Regions from separate parts of the Homo sapiens genome. Here region 2 is linked to region 1. A link is a loop called in an ENCODE intact Hi-C map of the cell type or tissue named here. Cell type or tissue: K562. All regions are shown on one strand.

What was found. A loop is a pair of places that touch in the nucleus more often than their neighbours do. Peaks named below come from ENCODE experiments on the same cell type or tissue, not always from the same donor. Only the 100,000 strongest peaks of a DNase experiment are listed, where the experiment ranks them.
Region 2: a loop joins it to region 1, with 6 times the contacts of the local background. A loop is called at or near these places in 18 of 110 quality-filtered maps.

The regions. Positions count from the first base shown.
Region 1 is chrX:129,922,260-129,930,259 of GRCh38, reverse strand. It overlaps UTP14A (UTP14A small subunit processome component), which reads right to left. Exons shown (of 15, transcript NM_006649.4): 12 at 5,065-5,465; 13 at 4,148-4,341; 14 at 3,921-4,020; 15 at 508-924. The coding sequence ends at 652. LOC105373335 (a long non-coding RNA gene) reads left to right here. Exons shown (of 3, transcript NR_188631.1): 2 at 365-502. Among named protein-coding and RNA genes, the nearest start is that of UTP14A, 20 kb to the right of the region's middle. RefSeq lists a silencer at 4,477-4,526. In K562, a CTCF peak has its summit at 4,443 (motif pointing left); a DNase peak (open chromatin) is centred at 4,459.
Region 2 is chrX:129,604,004-129,612,003 of GRCh38, reverse strand. No RefSeq gene overlaps it. Among named protein-coding and RNA genes, the nearest start is that of APLN, 47 kb to the left of the region's middle. In K562, CTCF peaks have their summits at 2,463, 4,871 (motif pointing left) and 6,394; DNase peaks (open chromatin) are centred at 4,843, 6,383 and 7,933; H3K4me3 peaks cover 537 bases.

The DNA.
Region 1 (8,000 bases):
ATCTACAAAATAAGGGTCAAACCTCCTGGTCTTCTTATGAGAAAATAAGTAGAAGGTTATATATGAGATATTGTAGACAGCAGCCTGTACAAGCTGGGAAGCTCACACATGTGAAAAAAATGGCTGTGGCTAGACTTGTGGGGACAGAACCCAGCTTCGGCACCGTCCTGGTCTTAGGATCAGTCTAGGGCAGAATCCAATTGCAGTTTGTACATCCTCTTTCTAGGTTCAGAGGTTAAAATATACAATATTTTATCATTATTAACCCTGTCTCTTCAAGTTGGCAGTTATTAATGGTGGATCATATCTGATGTGATATATTTAAGGTTACAGACTACAGTTAACTTTCTCCATTTCGATTTAGGACCAACTACATAATCCTTGGTAAGAAAAGGAGGTGGCCCTGACAAGTGCAACTCGAGAAATGCAATGCTGTAGAGTCCAAAGGTGTCTGACTTGAACGAAATGATCCCACTGGGGGACAATGCAACATATACTCCAGGTAAATAGATTAAAAAATGCCTTTATTTTTAAAATGTGGCTTAACTACATGCAATGTACTGAGCCAGTTTTGGAATCCACCCTGTATCAGAGTAAAACTGGACCAAAGGAAGTGAAGTCAGGGCTCCTGGCTGTCACTCCTCCAGCAACTCAATCTACAGAGCATTTCTTCAGCTGTTTTTTGTGACGTGTGGTGATTCGTTTTGGATTCCTCTGTATGACAGACAGGTCCGACCTTGAGGAAGACCGGTAGCCCACGTCTTCTGCTTTTATGGGGTTAATGATATGGCCTGGCTTGGTGACGACCTTGGGAGTAGTCAGCTTTTGGAAAGCCCTCTGGGTGTTCCATGTGGATCCTATGGGGGTCTGGATGGTCCTTTCAAATTGCCAATGGTGGGTAAATGGATATGGAAGCACTCGTACCTGGAAAGGAAGGAGAATGATTTGGTATGAGGCAGGCCTGGGGTGCAGTTGTATACTGTAATGGCAGCTTTCATCAGGTACTGTTTTGGTACAGGCCACGGTTCCACATGATGACTGCAAGTGAAGAGACTGAGAGGTCAAGGCGTCCCATTGCTCCCATCTGCCCTTAGGAATTCAATCTGTTTGATGACATTTGGGAGTAGGGGGGCCTGAGTTGGCTCTGGATCCCCCATCTATTCAACAATTCAGGGTCTGAAAAACCACCCTGACACTGCCCATCTTTGTTTTTCTTTTTTTTGAGACAGAGTCTCACTCTGTGGCCCAGGCTGGAGTGCAGTGGGGTGATCTCTGCTCACTGCAACCTCTGCCTACCAAGTAGCTGGGATTACAAGTGACACTGTCCCTATCTAGCTACAGGAGCTCCAGGGCTGTTGTCCCAGAGTGAGCTTTCCTATGTAACACTGTGACTGCAAGAATCCAGACCATTGTGTATCCCTGTGGATTTTATGACTTTTCTACCCTCTTTATGCTTTCAGTCTCCTCCTTCCCTCTCTTAGGATTGATATTTTTTTTTTGTTTTTTGAGACGGAGTCTCGCTCTGTCGCCCAGGCTGGAGTGCAGTGGCACGATCTCCGCTCACTGCAAGCTCTGCCTCCTGGGTTCACGCCATTCTCCTGCCTCAGCCTCCCGAGTAGCTGGGACTACAGGTGCCCACCACCACGCCCGGCTAATTTTTTGTATTTTTAGTAGAGACGGGGTTTCACCGTGTTAGCCAGGATGTCTTGATCTCCTGACCTCGTGATCCACCCGCCTCAGCCTCCCAAAGTGCTGGGATTACAGGCGTGAGCCACCGCGCCTGGCCAGGATTGATGTTTTAAGGAACCCGAATCCTGAACTCTACCAGGCCGTTACACTTAGTTTCATCTTTTTTTTTTTTTTTTTTTTTTTTTTGAGATGGAGTCTCGCTCTGTCTCCCAGGCTGGAGTGCAGTGGCGTGATCTCGGCTCACTGCAAGCTCCGCCTCCCAGGTTCACACCATTCTCCTGCCTCAGCCTCCCTAGTAGCTGGGACTACAGGGGCCTGCCACCATGCCTGGCTAATTTTTTTTTGTATTTTTTTTTTTAGTAGAGATGGGGTTTCACTGTGTTAGGATGGTCTCGATCTCCTGACCTTGTGATCCACCCGCCTTGGCCTCCCAAAGTGCTGGGATTACAGGTGTGAACCACCATGCCCGGCCCACTTAGCTTCATCTTCTTTTGGCACCACAGAATGTAGAGCTGGAAGGCCCTAGATATTGACAATGGTCATCTCCCTTGGCCTGAAGATTTGGCTTAGAGGGGGGAAGTGATGGACCTAAGTAAATGAGGAGCAGCATTGGAGAACAGAACCCAAAGCTCCTGTTTCCTTGCCTGGTACTCCTCCACCACATTGCTACCTTCAGACATTAAATAATCTTTCAACACTTCCCCAGTGGCCAAAGGAGGAAAACACGTAAGCAGAAAATGGGGATGTAAAAATCAGTAGTCTTTGGCAGGGTACGGTGGCTCACACCTGTAATCCCAGCACTTTGGGAGACCGAGGCAGGCAGATCACTTGAGGTCAGGAGTTCAAGACCAGCCTGGCCAACATGGTGAAACCCTGTCTCTGCTAATAATACAAAAATAAGCTGGGTGTGGTGGCGCATGCCTGTAATCCCAGCTACTCAGGAGGCTGAGACACGAGAATAGCTTGAACTTGGGAGGTGGAGGTTGCAGTGAGCTGGGATCGTGCCACTGCATTCCAGCCTGGGTGACAGAGTGAGACTCCATCTGAAAACAAAACAAACAAACAAAAATCAGTAGTCTCTGGAAACATTCAGTGGAATACTCAAGAGAAGCTAAGTACTATCAGGTGGTCCTGGTAGTAGCAAAGGAAACAGATTCTCTTTAAGTTAAGGGAATGTCTTATTTGGGTTGACGGCTACATCTGTGCTTGTCAACCAGGGCAACAGAAAAAGAGAACACCTGGACAAAGTATTCAGTCTCAGAAGTCCCCCCTAGGCACCTTGAAGCACTTTATTCTACTGCATGTTGGAACCTGCAGTAACTTATTAAAAAGATGAAAATCAGGGGAGATTCCTAGAAAACTATTTGTCAGTTTGCCATGACTGTATTAAAAAAACAAACAGACCCCTGGAAGGGAAGGGTGGTCTTTATTGAGCTCCATACTCTACCCATCACCTGGAATCCTGGCCCACTGAAGCACCCTTTCCCCCCTTCCCTTATCGTGTAACTGCCTATTTTCTAGTTATATAGGTTTAATTGGGACTGCAGTAGTTATGATTCAGTTTCTGCAGTGATTGGTTCACAAAATAAGATCAAAAAGAATGTTATTGAAATGTGTATCTTCTTACCTCTGTTCTGTAGCCATTAATTCTTTATTCCTTCCGAGGGAAAAATGTAACTCATTTCAATATACTGGCTGGGGACAGATCTCAGAATTGAAGGGAACATAAAGGTCATCTAGTCCAATCTCGTTCTTGAGTCCCCTTTACACATTCTCATACTCCCAGAGCAGCCTTGAATTCTGTATGTCCTCTAACTTCTACTTTATGTGACTTCATACAATAACCTTCGATATACTTGAACACCGTAATCACGCTCAAATTTTCTTCTCTTGTAAACATCCCTAGCTCATTATCATGTGACACAACTTACAATCTTCTCATTCTCCTGAACAAGTACCGGTTTGTCTTCATTTTTCTTAAGCTACAGCTTAAACCTTATAGCCTCTGTTTGAGCATTACCTTGACTCTAAACTTTTTTCCTGGCCAGTAATTAAAACAGCGTAGTCTATCTGAAATGATAAATCTAACAGCCATTCAGTGAAAACAACAGATTTGATTCTGCGGTCAAGATCACACGTCTCTCTTGACTACAGATCACTAGAATACTCCTCTCAAGCAAGAGAGCCAGGCAGTAACAAGCAGGCAGCTAAAGAGCTCTCTAAGCTCTCACCTGATGAGCAGCTGCGTGGATGTTGCGCTTCTCATTGATAATCACATTTGGCAAATTCTTATCTTTTCTTGGAGGACCCTCAGGGGCTTTAATGAGAAACCTGGAAAGCAAAACAACAGGACATCTGACTAGGAGCATTAAGGACTTAGTCAAAAGGGTAGGGAGGACACCGAAGGGCGAGGGGAGAACCCGGTGCCCTTTTGACAGACTTTCTTCGGCATTCTTACCGGCGTCTTTTCTTGGCACTGGGCTTTAGGCCCACACCACCCCACTCGCCCCAGCCAGGTAGTGTCAGGTCCACGTCCTTTGGCTTACTCGCCTCCACAGCTTCCCTCTTCTCTTTCAAGAAATCTCTGATGACATCATCCCCAGCAAAAGCTTCCTTTATCATCTGCCTATGGTTTCTCTCCTCTTCATCTTCCTGGGAAGAAACAAGCGAGAGCTACAGCTTGGCTTATGAGCTGTGGTTCATGGCGAGAACGCTTGAATTTCGGGTCGTGACATTTTAGCGCCCCCTAGGGGGAAGTGCTGAACAATGATGGTCTTGCGATACAAACCAGTGCACAGCCAATCATGCTCAAATTTTCTTCCCTCTAGGGTAAATATCCCTAGCTCATTATCATATGACACAATTTTAAACTTTTCAGTAAGGAAGCTGCAGGGTGGAGGAAGGAATGGCCCGTGTTAGCAGCAGGAGCTCTAAGTGGCCAGACTGTAGGCTTCCTCCAGCTTATATCCCTGAAAAGACAGGTGCCAGGACGCTTCACTTTAAGTTTCAGATTAACTGGGGAGTCTTAGACCATCTGAGATCCCACTGAATAAAACTTTCGCAACAGTTCAATGACTCACCTTCAAGTTGTCCTGCCTGGGATCTGGTCAGAACTCTGAGTTACTCCCTCTTACCTCTGAGAGCAGTTTTAGAGTCACCCCAGAGGAGTTTTTGTGGATCAGGCTTTCGGAAATAGGGGTCTTGGCAGCACCCATATATCTGCATCTATTAAAACGTCACTGGGACTAGCCTGGCCCTATACTATTCTGGACCTCTAAACTACTGAAATGTGCCCCCAGCAAAACAAAGCTTCATTACTCCTTGCGCAAGAACGACACTTTCTGAACAATGGCCCACCACCCTGGCTCTGCTCACCAGCTCCTCTATTGTGGGAACTGCCAAAGACTTCACGGAGGGAGATTGTGTGGTTAGGAGGTTCTGTAGGTCGATCATTTGCTCCTTCTTTTTCTTCTCCTTAGGGGCATCAGGGCGATTATTTGGGGTCCTCTCTGACTGCTGCCCTTCTAACACAGGTCTGGGAAGCTCCTTATTTTGAAAACATTCTTCTTTTCCCAGCTCTTCTAGCTCTTCCAGCGTCTGTACTCTCTCTGGTCTCTGTAGCAACAGGGGCTCCTCTTCTTCTGGGGCAGGTTCCTCTCTCTGGACCTGGGGAATAGTCCCCTCTGAACTTGCTTTTTGCTTCCTGGACTGATGGTTTTCCTTCAATTTCTGAGATAGTACTCTCAATTCAGACAGCACCTCCTGGCTGCCAGAATCTGGGGGAAAAAAGAATGAAAACTGTCAGAAAATGAGGTTTGTACGTTGTCTGGTCGGTAAGCATTTGTTGAGCACCCACCAAGTGCTAGGTACCACATAAGACATTATAAAAAGGACAAACGGGGAAAAGAAGATTCTGTACATTGAATCTCCTAGACAGTACACTAATCATAGCAGGCAACGGAGTTTGGTAATTAAAAGTAGCATGTGGCCAGGTGCGGTGGCTCACACCTGTAATCCCAGCACTTTGGGAGGCCGAGGCGGGCAGATCATGAGGTCAGGAGATCGAGACCATCCTGGCTAACACGGTGAAACCCCATCTCTACTAAAAATACAAAAAATTAGCTGGGCATGGTGGCATGTGCCTGTAGTCCAGCTACTCAGGAGGCTGAGGCAGGAGAATCACTTGAACCAGGGAGGCAGAGGTTGCAGTGAGCCGAGATTGTGCCACTGCACTCCAGCCTAGGTGACAGAGCGAGACTCCGTCTCAAAAAAAAAAAAAAAAAAAAAGTAGCATGTGAGATGTTGGATATGGTGGCTCACGCCTGTATGCCAGCACTTTGGGAGGCCAAGGGGGCAGGATAGCTTGAGCCCAGGAGTTCGAGACCAGCCTGAACAACATAGTGAGAACTCATCTCTACCACCTCCACCCCTCCAACAACAACAAAAAATTTCCAGGCATGGCGGTGTGGATCTGTAGTCCCACCTACTTGGGAGGCTAAGCTGGGAGGATTGCTGGAGCCAGAAGGTCAAGGCTGCAGGAAGCTGTGACTGTGCCACTGCATACTAGCCTGGGCAACAGGGCAAGACGTCTCAAAAAAAAAAAAAAAGTAGCATATTGGAAGCAGACGTCCTGGGTCCTATTCCCAGCTTTGCCAATGATCCACTGTATAACTGGGACTGTGGCTTAAGTTCCTCGTGCAGTAAACCCTGCTTGGGAAGATTGCCCCAAGTTCCAAATTTTAAAAAAGGAAGCCACTTTAACAGGTGGCTTCTCAATGTAACTTCATTGTAATTTATGCTTCACTGCTTGTAAAAACCCTATCCAGGATTTTCATCTTGACTCAAGAATTTCTACTCCATATCTTAAAGCAGTATTTCATAATCTGCTGTGGCTGAGTCAAGGGATGAAGTAGCTGCTTTATCCAGTGGATGTAGCTCACACTTTCACTGGCAACATCTGAGCAAATAACACTAGTCTCAAGAGTCTGGAGGGGCTGGCTTGGCACAGTGGCTCACACCTGTAATCCCAGCACTCTGGGAGGCCGAAATGGGTGATTCACTTGAAGCCAGGAGTTTGAGACCAGCCTGACCAACATGGCAAAACCCTGTCTCTACTAAAAATACAAAAATTAGCTGGGCGTGGTGGCATATGCCTGTAATCCCAGCTACTTGCAGGCTGAGGCAGGAGGATTGCTTGAACCTGGGAGGTGGAGCTTGCAGTGAGCCGAGGTTGCACCACTGCACTCCAGCCTGTATGACAGAGACCTGTCTCAAAACAGTCTGGAGGGAAACCTGGCAGTGACATGCTTCTAAACTGTCTTTTTCATTGACTCAAGTTGCCTCCATTCCCAAGTTGATCCTGCTGTCTAGCTTTGGCATGAAGCCATTGTAGCTCCTTAGATCTGGCCTTTGGACACATGTACGTTTATTTCTCAAGAATCAGGTTTCCTTGCTCATTTTCACTGGGGTCCGTGGCTTTCCAGTATTTTAGGACACTCTTGGAAGGTGTGAGAAAATTCAATTTATTTACTGTCCAAGGAAATGCAAATCTATCTTTCATTCTTTCATATCACAGTCAGCCGCTCTGCACATTTAGCTAGATGGCCAGTTGTTGAGGGGGCTCAAGAGAAAGCCACTAGGGTCCTGTGGTCATATATGTACACCCCCACAATCTCAGCCCGCTGTGCTGCTTTCCAAAATTCTCTCAGAAGTGACTACTTGCAATTATTAATCCCAAAAATATCCAGCCAAAACTATTAAGTAAAGGTCCCTATAATATATTCTAAATGATAGCTCTTTTAAAATAAATTTTTGTATGTGGAAACCTGAAAAAAAAAAAGGAAAAAAAAAAGGAGGCTGGGTGCGGTGGCTCACACTTGTAATCCTAACACTTTGGGAGGCTGAGGTGAGAGGATAGCTTGAGGCCAGGAATTCAAGACCAGCCTGGGCAACAGAGCAAGACCTCAGTCTCTACAAAAACTTAGCTCAGCATGGTGGCACGTGCATGTAGTCCCAGCTAGTTGGGAGGCTGAGCCAAGAGGATCGCTTGAGCCTGGGAGGTCTTAGGCTGCAGTAAGGTATGATTGCACTGCTGTATTCCAGCCTGGATGACAGAGCAAAACCCTGTCTCTTAAACAAAAAAAAGTAGAAAAAAATAATTCTTTTGCCGTGTAAAACCAGATTTTTGCCATCATCTAAATGCATTCCTATGTGAAACCAAACCAGACCTGGTAATTTGTCCAGATAGCCAAGTGATTTCTCAATGTAGCTAGTTTCCTAGGCAGGTTTTTTAGTGTCCTGGTTTATTGCCA
Region 2 (8,000 bases), 320 kb after region 1:
TGGAAAATGATTGTTAAAAAAAAAAAAAAACACGTTGGCCGGGCACAGTGGCTCACGCCTGTAATCCCAGCATTTTGGGATGCTGAGGCGGGCGGATCACAAGGTCAGGAGATTGAGACCATCCTGGCTAACACGGTGAAACCCCGTCTCTACTAAAAATACATAAAATTAGCAGGGCATGGTGGCGGGCGCCTGTAGTCCCAGCTACTTGAGAGGCTGAGGCAGGAGAATGGCGTGAACCCGGGAGGCGGAGCTTGCAGTGAGCCGAGATTGCGCCACTGTGCTCCAGCCTGGGTGACAGAGTGAGACTCTGTCTCAAAATAAATAAATAAATAAAATAAAACACGTAGTTTTGGGGGAAACATTCAATATGTTGATTTTTAAAAACAGAATAAAAACTCTGATCTCTGCCTAATTCATCTGAATTTCCTGAGTGTCTATTGATATATCTGTGATGAAGGATTTGTGTTCACATCCTGGGCAGAAGACATAGTAAACCTCGAAATATACCAAACACAGGGACAAGTTCCCTCCTCCCCCCTCTTCCCCCAAGAATTCTATTCAGAACCAGGTTCCTGGTCTTGGTTCCTTGAACCTGCCTGGCAGACAGTCCCAGGTGTGTGTTTCCTTACACTTTACATCCGAGCCACTGTTCTGACTTTCGAGACTTTCCTTCTTCCTCAAGGCTCAGCCTAGAAGACAGTGTGTGGCACAGATTGCGCTCAGCAAATATTTGCTCCCCTACATTTCTCAGCCTTTCTTGCAATTAAGCTTGGGCCACGTGACTAATTCTGACCAAGAGAGTCAGTGAACTTAATGTGCATCATTTCTGGGCCAAGACAGTTAAGAGTTGGTGTGCTGTTATGGGCTGAATTGTGTCCCCCTTATCCATATATTGAAACACTAGACCGCCAGTGTGGCTGTATTTGGTGTTAGGAAGTAATTAAGGTTAAATGAGTATGGGGCCCTGATCCAATAGGATTAGTGCCTTCGTAAGAGGAGATACCAGAGAGCTAGCTCTCTCTCAGCCATGGGAAGACACAGCGAGAAGTCAGCCATCTGCAAGCCAGAAAGAGTGCCCTTACCTGACACTGAATCTGCCAGTGTCTTGACTGTGGGCTTTCCAGCTGTGGAACTGTGAGAAATGAATTCCTCTTCTTTAAGCTACCCAGTCTATGCTAGTTTGTTATGACAGCCCATGCTGACTAAGACTATTTACTTCTCCATCTGTCTTTCCCCCTGCTGTGGAGTTCTAGGAGGCCACATGTTTCAGGTTGGCCTTACTACGTGTCATCCAACCTGCACTAGACTTTTGTGAGAACCAGAAATAAGCCTTTCTTGTGTTAAACCCCTGAGATTTCAGGGTTTCTGTGTTATTGCAGCATAACTCCACATATTCTGACCAATGCACAGTGACAGAGAAAAGGACATGGCACATCATCTTTGTCCAAACAAAAGCAAAAGCAGATGTGGGCCACCAGCTGTTCTCCCTCTGGCCCATCTTGTCTCCAAGGCTGAAGGTGGCCCCAGTGAGTCCTGGGTATTAAGACAGGTGCAAACTGTGCTTCCTGGGTCCTGGGATTCAGCAAACGATGAAGATTTAAACTGCTGGAGGAATCCACTGAGGTTTCAAGTAAGAAAACAAGAGCTCCAGCTGCTCTTGGGAAACTCTGGGAGGTAAGGTATTGTTTCTAGAAAGCCCCCACTGAAATGCACACCAGTTCCCTGGAAGGAGTCATGCATTTATCCACTGACAACCAAGAGGCACATGTTAGGGACTGATTTATCAGGGGAGGGCTAGAGGGACAGGCCCAGGGCCTCAGGGCCACCCTGGGTCACAAAGTAGGAGGTAGACCGCACAGCTTGGCCCAGAGTTCTCCCTCGACTGCCTGTGAAGAGGTTTGAATTTCAGCAGGAGTAGGAGGGCCATGTCACTATGTCAGTTTCCCTATGGCTTCTCACTGGCATGCCCCTCTTGGGCCAGGCCACCTGCATGACCATCTTTTCAGACCATCTAGGAGAGAGGATGGAAGTAAACTTTGGGGCCTTACTTTTTTGTTCCCCCAGTGCTTGGCAAGACTTACTTATATGCAACTTTTTCTGACATTCCAAATTTGTCTCCTGTTTTCAAGGCCAAATTCAAGCCTAATCTCCCATAGGAGATTTTCCCTGACCCCTCCTTCCCTTTGTAATGGCTGCTGATCTCTTAATAACCCTAGCTACAGCCAACATTTATTGGGCACCACTATGTATTAAGCCCTGTGCTAGCTCATTCTTCTTGTGTACCATTTCATCCGATCCTCCCAGGTCCTGAGGGAGGTGTTATCATCCTTACTTTACATCTGAGGAAACTGAGGTTCAGAGAGGGGCAGTGACTTATTCAAAGTCACACAGCTAGGATGTGCCAGAGCTAGAAACCAAGGTCCCTGCTCTTAACAACTGCTCTCTACTGCCTCCCACAGCTCAGCCCTCTGTCATAATCTCTTATGAATTGCTACCCAATCCCTGCAAGATCTTTGATGGTAGGGATGGCTTCTTTAAAACTAATTAATAATTAGCTTCACTCCTTTGATCAGTGCTTTACAGTTTATATAAGGCTTCTACATACATGATCTCATCTAATCTTTACTACATTCCTGGGACATTTGTGTTATCTGCAGTTTACAGATGAAGAAACTGAATCTCAGGGAGTTCCGTGACTTGCACAAGGCATGCATCCAGTGAGTGACAATGAGTTACTCTTTCCACTACTCCAAGGTCCCTTTTACTTGAGAATGGCTCCCAGCTTATCCTTTCCTCCATTCTTGGCACCTTGGTACTCTATGCCCCATTTCCATCCAATGTAAAATAGCTGAGGTGAAGAGGGGACACTCATTTTCCCTCCAGTCCTCAGGAGTTGGAACACAGGGATACAAAATTATGCAATTGACATTCAACAGGATGTGAGTGGGACTTCTATAGACCTGAGAACTGGCAACAAGGGCCCAAAGCTGAGGACTAGTTCCAAGAAAGAAGTGCCAAGGAACTTCCAATGATAGGGGACCAATGCTTCCTTCAGGGCTTATTAAGAGCTTAGCAAACAGGTTCTACTGCTCCCACCCCGTCTAGATAAGCAGAAAGTAGTGGTGGGGCACCACTGGGATGATCAGGAGACTTTGGCCCAGTGTTGTGGCCAAGTGAGGGGTTCCAAGAGAATGCCATCAAGATTGGGACGGCATAGGGGGTCAGGCTGTGAAGTGGGACATGTTATCTCATTCCTGGTTGGACATCTGCTTGGGTGGCAGCCTTGTGACTCTGCCCTGAGCCTATGAGAACAACTAAAGGGGAGTGGAGAGAGGGCAAAGAGCAGAGGCGGCAGTGGTGTAGCCAGCCATGTGCGCTTTCCTCAGGTCAGAGGGACACCTCCAAAGGTCACACATTTGAGTTGTCTTACCTTGTCCTGTTCAAGAGGACTGGCTTCAGGGCAAGGGGACCTCAACAACAAAGGTCTTTGTAGATACTGCTGGGGACAGGTGTGTGCATAGGTGTGGGTAGGGATTGGGTTGGTTGGAAGAAGTAGTGGCCAAATAGCTTCTCCCATGTCAGGGAACTCTGAAGTGGGGAAGCCTCCAGAACCCTGCCAAGATGGTTCATGACTGTGGAAAGAGAAAAGCATTGTGTGTTTGTACCCTATTGAGTTGAGGCTCTACAATGAAGCAGTTATACAGGGCGGAACACAGTCTCTGGTGGTCACTTGCCATCCATCTCACCTTCCTTAAAGAGCTCAAGTGGCTCCTGCCTCCTTGAGACCTCTCCATAGTTAGACTGGCCTAGCAGTTGGAGGAAAGGAGAACAGGGTTTCTGTTCAAATACTGCACCCAGGGCCAAGGTTAGAGGGAGGCAAGTGAGGACCCTGGGGCACACAGTGTCAGGAGGGGCTCACTCTCAGGCATACCCCTGCCCTTGAAGGAATGCCTCCCTAGAGTCTGCATCCCAGATACCCTCATTTGTCTTACCTATTTGTAGCTGTCACAGGGCCTGGGTCGATGCCCAGTGGTTCCCCACGGGATTCACAGAAGCTGTCAGTCCCATGAAGACGTTCTGGGCTTGAGTGCTGAGGATGTAGGGATCTGGGGTTAGCACCCACCCCCCAACCCCCCCAAAAAAGCCAAGCAATTAGCTGGGTGTGGTGGCACGCGCCTGTAGTCCCAGCTATTAGGGAGGCTGAGGCAGGAGAATCACTTGAACCCGGGAGGCAGAGTTTGCAGTGAGCCGAGATGGCGCCACTGCACTCCAGCCTGGGCGACAGAGTGAGACTCTGTCAAAAAAAAAAAAAAAAAAAAGAGCCAAGCAAAGATTTGAGAGTGTAAGAGAGGTAGGGACACTAGAAAGGAAGATTGGAGACCTGCCTGCATTCATCCAACTCCCTGCTCTACCACGGTGTGATCCAGTCAGATGACAACCTCTCTATGTTCCCCACCTGTAAGACAACAATAGTGCCTCGCTCATGGGGCTGCAGTGAGGATGAAATGGGATCATGTCTGCAGAACACTGGGCTCCAGGCCTCCTTGTACTGCTCACTTGCTGGGTAATTTGGAGCAAGTCCTCTAACCTCTCTGTGATTTGTCTGTAACAAACCAAAGGATGTTTTTCACCACCTGAAAACAGATAGTTAAGTGGAAATGCAAAGAATTTTTTAACTACGAAAAAGCAGAGGACTGGTTCCCATGGTCTCTTAAGGTCCATTCTTGTTTTATGTTTCCGTGATTTAAAAACAAAACAAAACAATAAAACTCTTCTCTTTGGAACTGGAGAAGGAAGCCCAGAGCCAAGAAGTCGGCTTTCTGTACCACGCCCCTCTCCCTTAAAGAAAACTGAGGTTATTCTGCCCCCTGGTGTCCTGTACTGTCATTGCAGTCACTTCCAGTGGCCCATCTAGGCTTCAGATTTGGAATCACGAATTTTCCTTCCTTCCTTCCTTCCTTCCTTCCTTCCTTCCTTCCTTCCTTCCTTCCTTCCTTACTTCCTTCCTTCTTTCCTTCCTTCATTGAATGCCCCACTCTGGGCCACGCACTGTGCTGTGCACTGTGGTTGCAAAGATGAATAACACTGGGCCCCTTCCTTGAAGGAGGACACAGTCTAGTGGGGGAAGTCAGACACCTAAACAAATCATTTAGATACAGCTAAACAAGTGCTCTACAAAAGGCTACTATACAGTGCAAAGAGGGCGTGCTTGGCTTGGGGGAGGCAGGCGACATGTCTGGAAGAGCCTGACAAAAAGGGGTGGTAGTTGAGTTTGATAACCATGTTTGAATTCTTTAGGTGGCTGGACAGGGATGGGAGTGTGTAGAAGGATGTGGGGCACATTTAAGAGGCAACAGTGTATTTGGTTTGCTGGGGGCATGCTGTGGGCTTAGGGAAACAGTGGAAGATGGAGTTGAGAGCTGGGAGGTGGTCAGGGTTTTAAGCAAGGCAGTGACCTGGGTAGATTTGAATTTCTGTATGTTCATTCTGGCTGCTCTGTAGAGAAAGCCTTGAAGAGGCACAGGGCTGGGAAAACTCTTGGTCGAGTTGCCAGATTTAGAAACAAAACAAAAGAGTGAAACAAAACCAAACCCCGGATACCCAGTTAAATGGGAATTTCAGATAATAGACAATGGTTTTTTAGTATAAGTACATCCCAAGTATTGTACAAGATGTACTAAAAATTATTCTGTGTTTATGTGAAATTCAAATTTAACTGGGTGTCCTGTATTTTATGCGGCAACCGTATCTTGGAGACATCAAGGAGAGATGATGGTGGCTTAGACAAGGGTGGAGGGAGCAGATTTGGGTCAAAGGGGAAAAATTCCAGGGATATTCAGGAGGTAGAAATGAAAGAACTTGGCGATGACATGGACGTGAGAACATGAAAGGGAGGTGTCAAAACAACACCCAGTCTCCCGTTTGTTCCGTGTTGGGTCCTCCACTGCATCCCATACCTCCAACCACCACACATCTGGAGGTCAAGAGTCCTTCCTAAAACATCCCAAAGAACCCGCGAAGCCAGGAGCCAAGACGTCCTCCAGGGTCCCGCCTTCCCTGCTCGGCTCCGCCTCCTGCTTGGTTCTGCAGTGTGGCCCTCCGGGCTTGTTTGGGCCAGTCATCTGCCAGTGGCCGGTGCCTGGGATGAATTAGGGCCCCTTTAGGTCTCTGTTCTTTTCCTCTTTGCACCACCCTTCGCAACGGCCAGCATGAGGTGCCCAGCCCAGGTCCCCACTGCTGACTAGAATAGATCCTTTCTGCCAGGGAGGGATGTCCCAAAGAGTCCCAGAATCCTGCACCTTTCCCTAGGGGTTTTCTCACTTCCCGGAGGCTGGGACTGAAATGGTGGCCGCGCTTCTCCAAGCTTCTTGTGACCTCACAGTGCCTCTTAGTGGTCACACAGCACACTGCAGGCCGAGGTGAGATGGAAGATGGATTTGTAAGCACTGGGAAAGTTGTTTTTTGTTTGTTTGTTTGTTTTAGACAGAGTCTCGCTCTGTCACCCAGGCTGGAGTGCAGTGGCACGATCTGGGCTCACTGCAACCTTTGCCTCCTGGGTTCAAGCGATTCTTCTGCCTCAGCCTCCCAACTAGCTGGGACTATAGGCGCGTGCCACCACGCCCAGGTAATTTTTTGTATTTTTAGTAGAGACAGCGTTTCACCATGTTAGCCAGGATGGTCTTGATCTCCTGACCTCATAATCCACCCAGCTCGGCCTCCCAAAGTGCTGGGATTACAGGCGTAAACCACCGCGCCCAGCCAGCACTGGGAAAGCTTTTCATTCCTGATTCTCCCCTGGCAGGGCACAGGGCTCCTGCCTCTGCTGCTGGCCACCCATCCGTCAGGAGTGCTGTTGGCACTCCTCAGCTCTTAAGGATCTGAGCAAGACATTTGTGCAGTGGACCCGCTGGTAAGGAGGTGGCCTAAAATGACATTTCGCAAATCAAACAACTAGGCCCTGAGGTCTCCATTCTTGGTGGGACTCAGCAAGATGCTCCAGGTTGAATGGGTCAGAGATTCCGAAATCCCCAGCCTTCCAGATTTCATAGGTACCAGCCTACAGATAAAGCTTAATGTGCCAGAGGACCCGCCCACACTTGCCTGTGGACATCTCCGCCCAGAAAACTGGGGTGAGGCAGAGGGGAATCTCACAATTGGGTTCCCCACAGTGGGCATGTTTCCAGGCCGGGTGGTAGGGCTGGTCGCCATAGAGGGTGGCTGTCCAACTCTCCAGCATGACACCTCCCTCTCTGGGGTCACAGCCAGTCAGAAAGAACCCCCAAATGCCCCATCCTGTATCCCTTCCACACTGGAGCCTGTGTATGGCAAGAGGTGAGGATCCATGTCCCAAGGAGGGGAGCTGAGAGACAACCAGACCCCAGATGACTTTGTGGGCCAGAGCTTGAAGCTGGTCTGGGGTGACTGAACAGGAGCCTGGCTCAGGAAACTCAGCTCCCTCTCTTGTCTTCAGACTGCAGGCATGTGCTATGAGGACTGGGGACACCTCAGGATGTAGTGCAGAGGCTGAAGCTGTCACTGACCCACTGCTGGTGCCTCCCTTTGACTTCCAATGTCCTCTGGCAGCAGATGGTGAGCCATGCCCTAGGAATGGCAAGCCCCCTCCTTTCTCTCGAGTTTTGGTCATTAGTCTTTACTATATCCCCTGAGGAGTAGCTGGATTACAGGTGCACGCCACCACGCCCGGCTAATTTTTTGTATTTTTAGTAGAGACGGGGTTTCACCATGTTGGCCAGTCTGGTCTCGAACTCCTGACCTCAGGTGATCCACCCGCCTCAGCCTCCCAAAGTGCTGGGATCACGGCCGTGAGCCACATTTCTTGAAAGAGTTGTCTCCGCTTGCTGAATCTCAGGTTCCACCCAGGAAGAGGAGGGGCCTGGCGCCTCCCGGCTGCAAATGACAGGAACTTATGTGGCTCCACCCCACTTCGCATTCTTCCCAGTGCGCAGGCCGTGGGAGGTTCTGCCAGGGAGCCCTTC